Linked DNA regions of Homo sapiens: region 2 is linked to region 1. A link is an interaction called in ENCODE POLR2A ChIA-PET data of the cell type or tissue named here. Cell type or tissue: OCI-LY7. All regions are shown on one strand. Links, peaks and the distances in the headings refer to the core of each region. The heading gives the core; the rest is flanking DNA.

Region 1 (7,543 bases), core at 1-5,000:
ACTGTATATCCCAACAAAGCAGCTATTTTCATTTTTCTCCTTTGACATGCGAAAATCAACAAATTATAATTTAGCAATTTTTTCTTCTAATAAATAATACGTTCATTATAAAATACAAATGAGTATAAAAATAAATTACCCACAACAATAAGTAACATGTTACCATTTCATTGAGTTTATTTTGTGTTTAAAAAGTGGCAAGTGAACAGTAATTTAAAATCTCTGTGTGTCAGTTTTTAAAATCACAAATCTCAGGATTGTGAGGATTAAATGATGTAATGTGTATAGAGCTCTGGCATATCTGATATGTGATAAGCTCTCAATAGGTGTTACTGTTTTTATATCAACATTAAATACTCTGTAAACAGGATCTTAAGTGGCTCCATTTAATTCGGTTATATAGATGTACTGTAATTTATGTAACTATTTCCTGGTGTATATTTAGAATCTTTTCCATTTTCCACTATTTAGAGTGTGATATAGTAGATAATTCTTTTGCCTGTTATTCCTATTTAGGAAAAATTCCTATAAGCGAATGTAGTCATTTTAAGGCTCTTTTTTTTTTTAAGCTCTGTCCTTTAATGGATGCAAATAGGGTTTTTAAGGCATATTATAACTAAGTGCCCCTCCTGCTAAAGGTTCTAACAAAACTTTTCACTTCACCAGTGTTCTCTGTACTAAATGCCCATTTCATTGGAACCACTCCAAACTGAAGGGTGGAATATTAGTGATATGTCTACATAGATTTAGCTGCGCCATCACATAAGGCTTGTACTGTACAAGCTTGGGTGAACAATCCTGTGTGTGAGTGGAATAAAGTAATATTTTTATGGAGTAAGTAAACAGTAACCTCATAAGGAACAAATGCAAAATACTACCTGGTATCTGTTTCCTTTGTAGCTTGGCTTTTGAAAAGTATGTGTTTGTTGTTAATTACAAGGACTATTTTGCTAATAAAAATTCAAATGATAGGCTGAGCACTGTGGCTCACACCTGTAATCCCACCTCTTCACAAGGCCTAGGCTTGAGGATCACTTGAGCCCAGGAGTTCAAGACCAGTCTGGGCAACAGTGAGACCTTGTCTCTACAAAAAATAAAAAAAATTAGCCTGTTGTGGTGGCACACGCCTGTAGTCCCAGCTACTCAGGAGGCTGAGATGGGAGGACTAATTGAGCCTGGGAGATTGAGGCTGCACTGAACCATGATCACCTCACTGTACTCCAGCCTGGGCAACACAGTGGACCCTGTCTCTTAAAAAAAAAAAATTAGATGATACAAGTGTCTAAGTATTAATCCCCATTTTGATTCTATTTTATTCCCTGGAAGTAACCATTTCTTTCCGTACTTTTCTTTTCTTTTTTGAGACAGATTTTCTTTCTGTTACCCAAGCTGGTGCAATTTTGCTCACTGCAACCTTTGCCTCCCGGGTTCAAGTGATTCTCCTGTCTCAGCCTCCTGAGTAGCTGGGATTACAGACCTGCACCACCACGCCTGGCTAATTTTTTTTTTTTTTTTTAAGTAGAGATGGGGTTTCACCATTTTGGCCAGGCTGGTCTCGAACTCCTGACCTCAAATGATCTGCCCACCTCGGCCTCCCAAAGTGCTGGGATTACAGGCACGAGCCACCTAGCCCAGCCTATTTTTTCCGTTCACATAAAAACTTTAATTCAGTTAAAATTGAGTTTTAACTCAGTTTTTAAGAAATGACACAATGAGTCAGTTAAGCGGGTGAGAGCTTTTGCTGTGTGTGATTTCCAGGGTAAGCTTGTAACATGTCTTGTAGGCTTTGGTCACTCCTGGGCTATTACCGTTGTATCTAAAAGCCTGTTCTCTTGGTCTTGGACAGAGTACAGAATGCAGGCTATTCTGTGAGCCGGCCAGAGGGTGACACAGGAAAGTACAAGTCCATTCCTCATCACCATCGAGGAGAAGTCCAGTTTCTTGGAAGGTTGGTGGAATTTATCTCTGTCTCTTAGAAGTATCCCCTATACTTTCATGTCCGGATATCTTAGAGCATATTACAGCCCCTTCTCCTACTCCCCACCCCGAGGCCCTGTTCTGACAGCTGTTTGACAGCTGTTGCATGTATTCTAACTCTGAGGCAGAACAGTGTGGGGATCAGACCGTTGGTGAACATTTTCAATAGTAAGATTCTTCGAAGGAAATCACTTGTCCTATGTCTTCAGCCTTGTGGTCTCCACAGTAGCCTTTGGGGAATTTGGGAAGAAACAGCTTGGATGAAGGTCCCTGAGGTGACAGAGCAGTGGCGCCCTTTCCGCAGGCTCCCGTTCCGAATGGTGTCCTGAGCTTCTGTCTGGGTGGCTGCAGTTGCTGTGTTACCTTTTCTTTCTTTGTGTGTGTGTGTGTGTGTGTGTGTGTGTCTTTTCTAAATTGTGGGGAAGACTGTGCTCTAGACAACCAATTCTAATTGCTGAAATTCTGTTTTCATGGGAGTAAAATGGCACTGAATACAGAGTATGAACTTTCTCATCTGTTGTATTTTTAATGCTTTACCTCCCACTTCCCCACTCTCTGACCTTGGGCAAGTTACCTCACATTATTAAGCCTTGGCTTCCTCATTTGCTAGCAGGGGCTGGCGTGAGCATTAAATGAAATAATTAAGTGAAGCACCTGGCATGAAACACAGGAGGTGTTTCTGACCACAGCACTCAGCCTGGCATAGCAGAATTGGCCGTGCGCCCACCTTGTGCTGCAGAAGTGCTGCCATGGGTTGCGTCCTCTGCTGTGGGACGCCCTGCTCCATCCTCTGGCTGCAGAGGCATGGATCCTCACTCAGAGCCACCTCTTCTCTGTTCCCTCCCTAAACAGGTATGCTCTGCTGAGGAAGTCAAAAGAACGGCAAGGGCTGGATGGCCTCAACAACCTGAACTACTTTGCAAACATCACATACGACGCCTTGTATAAAAACATAACTGTCAACCTGACACCCGAGCTGGCTCAGGTGAACGAGTACTGAGAGGAGAGAATGTACGTTTGCTTTACCCACCGCCACCAAGAAAGCAGTCCGATGAGATTTTTTTTTGGAGGGGGGAGGGTCTACACAGCAAGAGAACAGAAATACTGTGTCTCATGAAGGATCACAGAGTTCAGGGGGAAAATGTGACAGCACACGCACAAACGCCTTCACTGGATCAGCCGCTGGAACTGAGGGAGTGAGCTTGGGGACTTCCTTCGTCAGCACTGGCTTTCTGTTTTCACAAGACAGACGTCTGTCCCGCTGCTCTCTCCCCATCTCCTACCCCACATCCTGTCTTAGCCGCAGTCTCCAGAACCCATGATGAACTGTGATCTGCCGTGGTCCTGCCGTGGTCCTGCCGTGGAGCCTGTCCCTACACATGACCTTGGAGCCTCTTGGCCTTCAGAGCAGAGGCAAACCCACCACAGGGCAGCTGCGTTTTAGGAAGAGCAAATGAAACTCCACACCATTCTTCTAGATCTCTGGTGTTCTCTTTGGTTTCATTTTTTTAAAAAATTACCTTCTTTGGGTGGGGATTGAGGGTGGAGGGGAGGGTGTTTGGGAAAGATAAATAGACATAAATATATAACAATCACTTCTTGAAGAAGTATAATTGTAAATAAGCCATGTAAAATGCCTTTTTAAAATTTAATTTTCTAGCTGGCTCCAATTCAAATTGAGGATTTATGTATTAGGCCACTTACTTGGTTGGCAAGTGCAGGAACTCAGTTAAAATGCAGTTGAAGAATGTCATCTCCCGAATTGCTGTCACTTTGGCGAGGGAGTGGATATAGGGCATGTCACAAAAGAACAAAATAACCCGACCTTTATTGCTGGGAGCTGGCTTCTGTCCCTTTCTTCCCCCCCCCACGAGTCTTGCCCTTGACTTCTGCTCTGGATTCACTCTTCCCTGTCGGCCGCGCATGTGCTCATCCCACTCTCCGCTAAGCGGGAGGCTGCTGTTAGAGCAGGCTGCTTCCTGCCTAAAGCAGGCCCTTCGGGGCTCGCTGCACACACATCTCTGGCTCTCCAGGCTTCGTGTTCTGTCTTTTCATCAGCATGGCGGGGCGGGGGGCGGGGGGCGGGGGTGTGTATGGGAATCCCTCCCCCTCTTACTTTTTCTCTTGTGGAACTTGGCCACAGTTTCTGAACAATGTGCCTACATTACCAGCTGGCTTCAGTGATTCCTCTGTGTCCCTTTTTGGTTTCTGGAAAGATTCTTTGTCAACATTAGTAACTGATACATAGAACCAAGGAGCACTCAAATAGGGAGCCAGGAGCCAGGGAGCTGGTGACACTTGTGTGCTGTGGGGCAGCTGGGATCCAGGTAAGACCGGATTGAAGCTTTGAAATTAGACTAACAAAGCTCCAGACAGCAAGAGCCCAGGTGCACTGCTCACACCCCCACCTGCATTTTGAAGTCATATTATTTTTTGTTTTGTTTTTTAAGACGGTCTGGCTCTGTCGCCTAAGCTGGAGTGTGGTGGCACGATCACAGCTCACTGCAGCCTCCATCTCCTAGGCTCAAGCCATTTTCCCACCTCAGCCTCCCGAGTAGCTGGGACTACAGGTGCACACCACCACACCTGGCTAATTTTTTGTATTTTTAGTAGAGACAGGGGTTTCTTCCATGTTGCCCAGGCTGGTCTCGAACTCCTGGACTCAAGCAATCCGCCCACCTTGACTTCCCAAAGTGCTGGGATTATGGGCGGGTGTGAGCCATTGCGCCCAGCCTTGAAGTCATGTTCTAAATTGTATTTGAATTTGTGCCTCTTTGTTTTTCCCCAAACCAAAGCCCTCAAATTGTAGTCTCTGTCGGCTTCTGCAGAATTCTGGAAAATGCCAGTTTTCCTCCCCCGCCCTTGTTTTCCATAAAACATATTTATATATTGTGATGAGGAGTACTTTCTGAAGAGTACTTCGTATTTTTTTTTAATTGCCTTGTTTGCCTTCAACTTCCTTGATTTTCATAGTTTACATGGGTGTGTGTAGGGGTGTGTGTGTGTATGTGTGTGGGTTAGGGCTTTTTTCGTTGCATGTGATGGTTCTGTGGACATATGATCCCCACAAACTGTGGGAGTGATTGGCCAGGCCTTGTTTTGTTTGTTTGTTTGTTTGTGTTTTTGTTCTTTTGAAGAATAGAGTGGTATTTAGAAAATAAATTGCATTGCAAAGCTCTTATCGGCTCATATGAGAGAGCAGGTTCCTGCCCTTGAAAATGCCGGTAAGCTATAGCATATGTTTTTTAAGACTTAAGCATTTCATGCTTTAAAATACCTTCACAAGTGAACATTACACACAGAAGTTCATTTGGTTTTCCTTTGTTTTATGGTGCATATAGCAATAAAGACCCCCCTCCACCCTGCAACCCCCATCCCCCACCGGGCCTTTGTCCCTGCCTTGGCTTTTCTCCCCTTCTCATTCTCCTCTCCCCTTTCCTCACTGAAGGCTGTGAGTTGCTTTCAATGTGACAACACTATGATGTCATTTGGAAGGATTTGCCAGGACAGACTGATTCTGAGTCCTGGGTGCCGTATGTGTATGCGGCAGTGTTGTCAGGCGATCTTGTTTGAAGCTCTATGTTGCCATAATTACCATCAAGTACACACTGTTGGCAAAAGGCTAACACCTGACTTTAGAAAATGCTGATTTGAGAACAAAAGGAAAGGTCTTTTTTCACTGCTTAAAGTGGGGTCACTTTGATACCTTTGCGGTCATGTCTGTGTCTGATGAGTGTAGAATCTCTGGATGTGCACTGTCAGTCATGTGTCCACCAGGCCTCGAATATCATATGGGAAATGTCATAGTTAAAAACGTACAGCCAGGCCCGTGTGCTGTTAATAGTGTGAAATTGTCATGTTAAAAAAAAAAACAGGAACCAAATGTGACCTTGTGCATATATTGGTAGCTGAAAATCTTCAAGGCTACTGATGGGTGGCCCCTTAATCTTGTCTTTGATTGCTGTGTGCAGGGAAAGGTGTCCCCGTTTGTTCATGCTGTTTTGGGGGGTGGGGGGGTATTTGCAAGAATACTCATTTTGACATAATAGGTCCTCTTGTCAGAGATCCTCTACCACAGACATTAATAGCTGAGCAGGAGCCACATGGATTGATTGTATCCACTCACCATTGACGATGGCATTGAGCGTAGCTAGCTTATTTCCATCACTACGTGTTTTTGAGCTTGCTCTTACGTTTTAAGAGGTGCCAGGGGTACATTTTTGCACTGAAATCTAAAGATGTTTTAAAAAACACTTTTCACAAAAATAGTCCTTTGTCATTACATTATTTACTCATGTGTTTGTACATTTTTGTATGTTAATTTATGAATGATTTTTTCAGTAAAAAATACATATTCAAGAACCAAACCTTGGTGGTCATTTCTCTTTGTGTAGGACAGTTTGGGTCCTTGGGGGTCTTTCCTTTTTCCTTTCCTTTCCTACAGGAGTTCAACTTAAGGCAGCTCAGCTGAGCTCTGGGTCTTGCTGGGGTAAATACTGCCTGACCCGTGCTGCAGGTGAACGGGCTGAGTAAAAAGCTACGCAGTGTAACAGAAGCAGTCCTCCACTGTGCTGCCCAGGCATGCCCACGCTTGGGTTTTCTTTCAAGAATCACCCAGGTGGTACCAAGAAAGTTGCATAAGACACTTGAGTGAGGGGACTTGGGGGTGAAGGGGGTGGTGAGGGTTGATGGAGTTTGATTCCAGAAGGTTCTCTGGGATCAGTGTAGGGTTTATATGCCAGATTCTGCTCAGAGATTGTCATCATGGCTTCTATGTGTTGAATGTTTGCCACTCACAGTATTAATAGTGTCAGATGCCGGGGACATAATAATAGAGAAAATAAGACAGGATCAGTGGACTCATTAAACTTACGGTCCACTGGGGGGTATGATTAAAATTGTATCCTCAATACCTGGTCCAAAAGGGGAAGCTGCAGGTGACGAGTGCATGGTAGGGTGGGCATTCCAGTTGGGAATGTAGGGAAGGTGGAAGCAAGTGAGCTAGGGGGAGACAAGGAGCGTGTGGCACACAGCTGCAGGGCAGGGAGGAAGCCAGCGTGGCTGGAGTAGAGGGGGCAGGGGGGCGCACAGGGGGAGGAGTTTGCATTTCATCCTTAGAGCAGTGGATTCAAGAGTTTTCAGCAGGCAGGGCTGCGTGATGCGATTCGGATTCCATAGCAACTTTGAGAGATGGCTCTGGTTGCAGGGAGAACGAGCGATGGTACAGAAGCAGAAGAGAAGCAGGGGCGAGTGAGATGGGTGCAGGGACGACGGAGGAGGGGAGACTGGGAGATACTGAGGTCGTGCTCCCAGGACCTGCCAGGGGTGATGGGGATGGAGGACTCCACCTAAGCTGCTGGCTTCCCACTTGCACAGGTAACAGGGCCATTCCCTGAGATGGGGGCACTAGAGTCAGACCAGATTGGCGGGATAGATACGAGATCAGTTGTGACTGCTGAGTTCAGGGAGTTTTGAGACAACCTGGCAGAGACAGCAGGGTGGGGGCTACAGGCAGACTGGGGAGTCTTTGGGTGGAGGAGGTTAGTAAGGACCCAGCAGCGGGTGA
Region 2 (7,543 bases), core at 1,291-6,290, 140 kb before region 1:
AGCTTTGTGGCTGTGGATTGTCCATTGTAAAGAATAATCTGGGGGGCCGGGTGCGGTGGCTCACACCTGTAATCCCAGCACTTTGGGAGGCCGAGGCAGGTGGATCACGAGGTCAGGAGATCGCGACCATCCTGGCCAACATGGTGAAACCTCGTCTCTAACTAAAATACAAAAATTAGCCTGGCGTGGTGGCTTGCGCCTGTAATCCCGGCTACCCAGGAGCCTGAGGCAGGAGAATCGCTTGAACCTGGGAGGCGGAGGTTGCAGTAAACCAAGATTGCGCCACTGTACTCTAGCCTGGGTGACACAGTGAGACTACATCTCAAAAAAAAAAAATAATAATAATAATAATAATCTGGGGAGGCTGGGCACAGTGGCTCACACCTGTAATACCAGCACTTTGGGAGGCTGAGGCGAGCAGATTACCTGAGGTCAGGGGTTTGAGACCAGCCTGCCCAACATGGTGAAACACCATCTCTACCAAAAAATACAAAAATTAGCCAGGTGTGGTGGCAGGCACCTGTAATCCAGCTACTTGAGAGGTTGAGGCAGGAGAATCGTTTGAACCCCGGAGGCAGAGGTCGCAGTGAGCCAAGATCACACAACTGCACTCCAGCCTGGGTGACAGAATGAGACTCCATCTCAGGAAAAAAAAAAAAAAAGAAAAAAAAAAAGAACTTTGCCAAGGTCACATAGCTGGCATGTGGAAAAAGCAAGGGTCAAACCTGGGCAGCAGGGTCCACACTGTCCGAATACTGTGGGTATCTGTGACTTGAGCCTGCCCAGAATCCTAATTTTCCCTTGGGGAACTACCCCACCCCTATAATCTATATGGTTTGGGTGAAGCTGACCACAAACCTGGCTCTAGAATGGGTTGTATCACCCAGTCTTAGCCCACCAGAGCAGAAAATTATCCTGGCTATGGCGATTAATTCAAAAGTGACCCCAGTCAGATCAGTGTGAACCTTCCATCAGATCTTTACTAAACACTATAAGGAAAAAGATACTCCCTCAGGGTAGTAAGAGCTCAGCAGTCTAGAGCTGCCAAGGCCATTTTTGTCACCTACTTGAAAAGGAAGGCAGCACAGGGCAAATCTGAACTGGAGAAATAGAGCAAGACAAAGTCCCACTGACATTACTTAAGCTCCTGGATCCAGCCATACCTGAAATACTCCTGGATTTTTCAACTGTGTGAGCTAATGTATTCTGCTCCCCTCCTTGCTCATTTTGGCTCAGGCTAGTTGAGCACATAGTAAGTGCAGATGTTCAAACATAGATCATGGTTTAGGTCATGATCACAGCCTACCCCATTATTATTATTATTATTATTATTATTATTATTAAGATGGAGTCTTGCCCTGTCACCCAGCCTGGAGTGCAGTGGTGTGATCTCGGCTCACTGTGGCCTCTACCTCCCGGGTTCAAGAGATTCTTCTCTCTCAGCCTCCCAAGTAGCTGGGACCACAGGCATGCACCACCACACCAGGCTAATTTTTGTATTTTTAGTGGAGACCAGGTTTCGCCATGCTGGCTAGGCTGGTCTCGAACTCCTGACCTCAAGTCATCCACCTGCCTTGGCCTCCCAAAGTGCTGGGATTACAGGCGTGAGCCATTGTGCTGGGGCCTATTATTATTATTATTATTATTATTATTATTATTATTATTATTTTGAGACAAAGTTTTCCTCTTGTTTTCCAGGCTGGAGCGCAGTGGTGCTGTCTCGGCTTGCTGCAACCTCCACCTTCTGGGTTCAAGCGATTCTCATGCCTCAGCCTCCCAAGTAGCTGGGATTACAGGTGTGTGCCACCATGTCCGGCTAATTTTGCACTTTTAGTAGAGGTGGGGTTTCTCCATGTTGGTCAGGCTGGTCTCGAACTCCTGACCTCAGGTGATCCACCCACCTCGGCCTCCCAAAGTGCTGGGATTACAGGCGTGAGCCAGTGCACCTGGCCCCTATTATTATTACTTTTTAAAACATTTTCCTGTAAGAGCTTTACTGAGATATAATTCAGATACCACATAATTTACCTATTTAAAGTGTATGATTTCATGGGTTTTCATTTTCATACCTTTGGAGTTGAGCAACCAAGTCCCCAATCAATTTTAGAGCATTTTCACCACTCCCAAAAGAAACCCCATACACGTTAGCAGTCAATCCCCATTTTCTCCCAAGTCCCCCTGCCCTGGCAACCACTAATCTACTTTCTGCCTCTACAGATTTGCCTATACTGGACATTTCACATAAATGAAATCATGTAACATAAGCTCCTTTATGCTGTTCATTTGTTTTTTGTGTTTTGCTCGTTTTTTTGTTTGTTTTATGGAGACGGAGTCTCGCTCTGTCACCCAGGCTGGAGTGCAGTGGTGCGATCTCAGCTCACTGCAACCTCCGCCTCCCAGGTTCAAGCAATTCTCCTGCCTCAGCCTCCCAAGTAGTTGGGACTACAGGTGCGCGCTGCCACGCCCAGCTAATGTTTTGTATTTTAGTAGAGATGGGGTTTCACTGTGTCGCCCATGCTGGTCTTGAACTCTTGCCCGCCTCTGCCTCCCAAAGTGCTGGGATTACAGGCATGAGCCACCGCACCCGGCCAGTTCTTTTGTTTAACATGTTTTTCCAGTTAATCTGTATTGTAGTAAGTGTCAGCCTCTATTTCTTTTTATTGCTCAGTAAGACTCCATTGTATGGATACATACATTTATTTACTCATTTATAGGCTGGGCGTGGTGGCGCACACCTGTAATCCCAGTACTTTGGGAAGCTGAGGCAGGCGGATCACCTGAGGTCAAGAGTTCAAGACTGGTCTGGTCAACGTGGTGAAACCCCGTCTCTACTAAAAATAGAAAAATTAGCTGGGTGTGGTGGTGGGCACCTGTAATACCAGCTACTTGGGAAGCTGAGACAGGAGAATTGATTGAACCCGGGAGGTGGAGGCTGCCGTGAGCCGAGATTGCACCACTGCACTCCAGCCTGAGTGACAGAGGGAGACTCTGTCTAAAATATATATATCCATCTATCAGTTGTTGGACATTTGGATTGGTTTCACTTTTAGCTATAATGAATAATACTGCAGTGAACTTTCATGTACAAATTTTGTGAGGACATATGTTTTCAATGCTTGGACATATACCTAGGGGGAAAATTGCTGGATGATATGGTAACCCTATGTTTACACTTTTTTTTCTTTTTTCAATAGAGACGGGGTCTCACTATCGAGGTTGCCCAGGCTGGTCTCGAACTCCCAAGTTCAAGTGATCCTCCCGTCTCAGTTTCCCAAAGTGCTGGGATTACAAGCACTTGGATCACTGCACCCAGCTTGTTTAGTCTTTTGAGGAACTACTACCCTGTTTTCTAAAGTGGCTGCCCCACTTTACATTCCTGTCAGCAGTGTAGGAGCACTCCCTTACTTTTGCTATGTCTCTGGCAAGTTGCTTCAGCTCTCTGGGCCTCTGTTTTCCCATATCGTAAATGGGGATGCTCTATTGTAAAGATTAAACAAAGACCATGACTGGGCACAGTGGCTCACGCCTGTACTCCTAGCATTTTGGGAGGCCGAGGTGAGAGGATCTCTTGAGCCCAGGAGTTAGAGACCAGCTTAGACAACATAGCAGGACCTCATTTCTACAAATAATTTTTAAAAATTAGCCAGGCGGCCGGATGCAGTGGCTCACACCTGTAATCCCAGCACTTTGGGAGGCCAAAGTGTGTGGATCACCTGAAGTCAGGAGTTTGACACCAGCCTGGTCAACATGGCGAAACCCCGTCTCTCCTAAAAATACCTAAAAATACAAAAATTAGTCGGGTGTGGTGGCACATGCCTGTAATCCCAGCTACTTGGGAGGCTGAGGCAAGACAATCACTTGAACCCAGCAGACGATCTCATGCAGTGAGCTGAGATTGCACCACTGCACTGCAGCCTGGGCAACTTAGTAAGACTCCGTCTTGGAAGAAAAAATACAGAAATTAGCTAGGTGTGGTGGTGCATACCTGTAGTCCTAGCTAATCGGGAGGCTAAGGTGGGAGGATCACCTGATCCCAGGGAGGTCAAGGCTGCAGTGAACTGTGTTCCAGCCTCTGCACTCCAGTCGGGGTGGCTGCTTGAGACCCTGTTTCAAAAAAAGTGATCAGGTATATGAGATTTGAGGTGAGTGTCTTACATTCTAGGCTTCAGTTCTCTTCTGTGAAGTGGGGATAGCAAAAGCATTTTCCTCGTAAGTTTCCTCTGAGCATGAAATGAGACCCAGCTGCTAGAGACAGGACAATCTCAGATAAATGGCGACTTTAGACCTAGTCATAAAGTGCCTCCAGTTGAACAAAACTTGCCTGCCTATCTGTGGGCGATGCACCCAGTGCTATAATATTTATTAATGCTCCCTTGATTTTCAATGTAAGATTTTTTTCGCCTTGTAAGACCCTGGAAGCGGCCGAGTGTGGCGGCTCACGTCTATAGTCCCAGCACTTTGGGAGGCTGAGGAGGGCAGATCAAAAGGTCAGGAGTTTGAGACTAGCCTGGCCAACATGGCAAAACCCCATCTCTACTAAAACTACAAAAATTAGCTGGGTGTAGGTGGCAGGCACCTGTAATCCCAGCTACTCAGGAGGCTGAGGCAGCAGAATCGCTTGAACTCGGGAGGCGGAGGCAGTGAGCCGAGATCGCGCCACTGCACTCCAGCCTGGGTGACAAGAGCAAGACCTCATCTCAAAAAAGAAAAAAAAAAAAACAAAAAAAAAACTCTGGAAGATTTGCGGTCCAATTCACGAGGATCAGCTGATATTCTGGAACCATGCTGTGGATTGGGGGGGATGACATGATCTGCTGATGAATGACACATTGGCTGAGAAACAGAAACTGCCCAGCTTAAAGTGAGAGAGTGTGAAAACCTCATGACTGAGTCATGGTCCTAGGAGTGGGATGAGGGTGGGGAGGTGGGCGGGAAGAGTGGAATGGGGGTGGTTAATTAGCCATTCCTTTAAGTGGGCTCTCTGCCTTTCTGTCTTTTTCTCTGAGCTCATCACTTCCTCTCCCACTTCCTACAGTATGGTCTCAAACACTTGCATTTTCGGAAAAAAGCATGATCTCCTGACCTTTGTACATGCTGTTCCCTTTGCCCAGAGCACCATTTCTGGTAATTTCCTCCCTGTCACCTGGCAACGTTCATCCTTGAGTTTTCAGCTTAGAGGTCAACTTCTCCAGGTAGCTGTCCGAATTGGGGATCTTCTGTCTTGCCAGTGGGGCATGTATGTCCTCTGGATCAGAAAGCAGCATCTCTCTCTCTCTCTCTCTCTCTTTTTAATTTTTGAGACAGGCTGTGGCTGAGGCTGGAGTGCAGTGGCGTGATCTCGGCTCACTGCAACCTCTACCTCCTGGGTTCAAGCGATTCTCCTGCCTCAGCCTCCTGAGTAGCTGGGATTACAAGTGTGTGCCACCACGCCTGGCCTGTTATTTTAAAATAATTAAATCTGTCTCCATCCTGGGATTGCTAAATAAATAAATTAATTAATTAATTAAAAGCAAAGCTTAAAAAAATGAAAGCAGCACATACTTGTGTAATAATGAATGTAAACAACTCAAAAATGTGTAGGTTAGAAGTGAGAGTTATTTTGCCCCTCCTAATAAATATTAGCTGAATCCATGAATAAATGTCATGTCTATAAATAGATGATGAATGAATGATTGAATAAGAAAACAGTTCTGTCCAGAGAGACCTCGGTTCAAGGTGACCCCCCGCAACCTCCCACTCACAAGCAGGCCAGCTGGTTTCTCTGAAAGTCTCGGCCCTGGGCCAGTGTTTTATTTCTTTCTGGGATGGGCCCCTATCTAGGAGTTTTTTTTCCCTTGGAACCTTGGAGAATGACTCATGAGGACTTTCAATGGGCAGCAAGTGCCCTGGTGACATAGGGTCACATCCTGTTACTCAAGAAGGCAGGTCCTGGGTAGATCCCAGGGAGGTGAGTTGGTGGGGGATAAAGAGCTCCTGTGTGGCCAGCAGCTGGCTGCAGTTCCCCAGGAAACAGCTTCCGGCAGACACTCAATCTCCAGTTGTAACAGGTGGTGTGGAGTCCGCTGTCCCAGGGAGTGGGCTCAAGGCCTAGTCCTGCCAATGAACTTGCTGTAGAAACTTTTCTGTCTATCAAATGAGGTGAGGTCCATGGAAAACCTAAAGGTTGCCTGTTGAATACTCATCCTGTTCCTTCTTTTTTACTTACAGAACCCCAACTGGGGGTGGGGGACATTGGACAACAATGTGTCTAAGGGGAGGCTGGGCCTCTCTCTGGCCCCAGTGTTTGTGTGTCCAAATGCATGCACAAGTGTGTGTGTGTGTGTGTGTGTAGCTGCAAGCACACAGGAAAATGTATACATCTTGTTTATCTTGTTTATCCACGAATCCCAGCTCCAAGACATCTTCCTGGAGGGATGGCCAAGGCACATGATGACAGTCTACATTCTTCTCATTTTGTTTTTTCTAGTTTGTTTCATTTTTTCCTTTTCTTGTTTTCTTTTGTTTGCTTTTGTGTGTGTGTATGTTTCTGTTTCTTACTTTTTGTTATTTTAAATTTTATTTATTTTTCTTCTCACTTTTTTATTTTGGAGACAGAGTCTCGCCCTGTCACCCAAGCTGGAGTGCAGTGGTCCAATGTCGGCTCATTGTAACTTCTGCCTCCCAGGTTCAAGTGATTCTCCTGCCTCAGCCCCCCGAGTAGCTGGGATTAACAGGCATGTGCCACCGCGCCCAGCTAATTTTTGTATTTTTAGTAGAGACGGGGTTTTACCATGTTTGCCAGGCTGGTCTCAAACTCCTGACCTCGGGCAATCGCCTGCCTCAGCTTCCTAAAGTGCTAGGATTACAGGCCTAAGCCACCGTGCCCAGCCTCATTTTTTTTTTTCTTTTTTTTGAGATGGTCTCCCTCTGTCACCTAGGTTGGAATGCACTGGTGCAATAATTGCTCACTGCAGCCATGACCTCCCATGCTCAAGCAATCCTCCCACCTCAGCCTCCCACGTAGCTGGGACTACAGGTGAGTGCCACCATACCCGACTAATTTTTGTATTTTTTGTAGAGATGGAGTTTTGCCATGTTGCCCAGGCTGGTCTCCAACTCCTGGGCTCAAGTGATCCTCCGACCTCGGCCTCCCAAACTGCTGGGATTACAGTCTTGAGCCACTGCACCCGGCCTATTCTCACTTTCTGAATGGCTTTGGGCAAGTCACAATCTCTGTGTGCTTCAGTTTCTTCTCTGAAGTGGGAATGGCAAGCTGGACACCCTGAGCGTGTGTCTGTAGTCCCAGCTTCTGGGGCTGAGGCCAGGGGTTCAAGGCTATAGTGTGCCATGATCACTCCTACGAATAGCCAGTGCACCCCAACTCGAAAAAAATTTAAAAGACCAGGCATAGTGGCTCACACCTATAATCCCAGTACTTTGGGAGGCCAAGGTGAGAGGATCACTTGAGCCCAGGAGTTGGAGACCAACCTGGGCAACATAATGAGACTCTGTCTCATTTATAACGACAACAACAACAAAAGGTAAAAAATAAACAGTGGGGGCT

Evidence for each region. ChIA-PET counts read pairs that join two places held together with the same protein. Peaks named below come from ENCODE experiments on the same cell type or tissue, not always from the same donor. Only the 100,000 strongest peaks of a DNase experiment are listed, where the experiment ranks them.
Region 2: POLR2A ChIA-PET joins it to region 1 with 5 read pairs; 6 of 35 experiments call an interaction of 5 or more read pairs at or near these places.

What each region holds. Positions count from the first base shown.
Region 1 is chr20:49,631,746-49,639,288 of GRCh38, reverse strand. It overlaps B4GALT5 (beta-1,4-galactosyltransferase 5), which reads left to right. Exons shown (of 9, transcript NM_004776.4): 8 at 1,847-1,948; 9 at 2,830-6,344. The coding sequence ends at 2,977. LOC124904926 (a long non-coding RNA gene) reads left to right here and starts at 7,093. Exons shown (of 2, transcript XR_007067638.1): 1 at 7,093-7,353. RefSeq lists enhancers at 2,285-2,785, 7,346-7,543. In OCI-LY7, for the core only: a CTCF peak has its summit at 2,157; DNase peaks (open chromatin) are centred at 2,618, 3,278, 3,968 and 4,368; H3K4me3 peaks cover 2,467 bases; H3K27ac peaks cover 3,347 bases.
Region 2 is chr20:49,773,823-49,781,365 of GRCh38, reverse strand. It overlaps LOC105372652 (a long non-coding RNA gene), which reads left to right and starts at 5,995. Exons shown (of 3, transcript XR_936825.3): 1 at 5,995-6,138. RefSeq lists a silencer at 5,879-6,027. In OCI-LY7, for the core only: no CTCF peak of the experiment used is centred there; no DNase peak of the experiment used is centred there.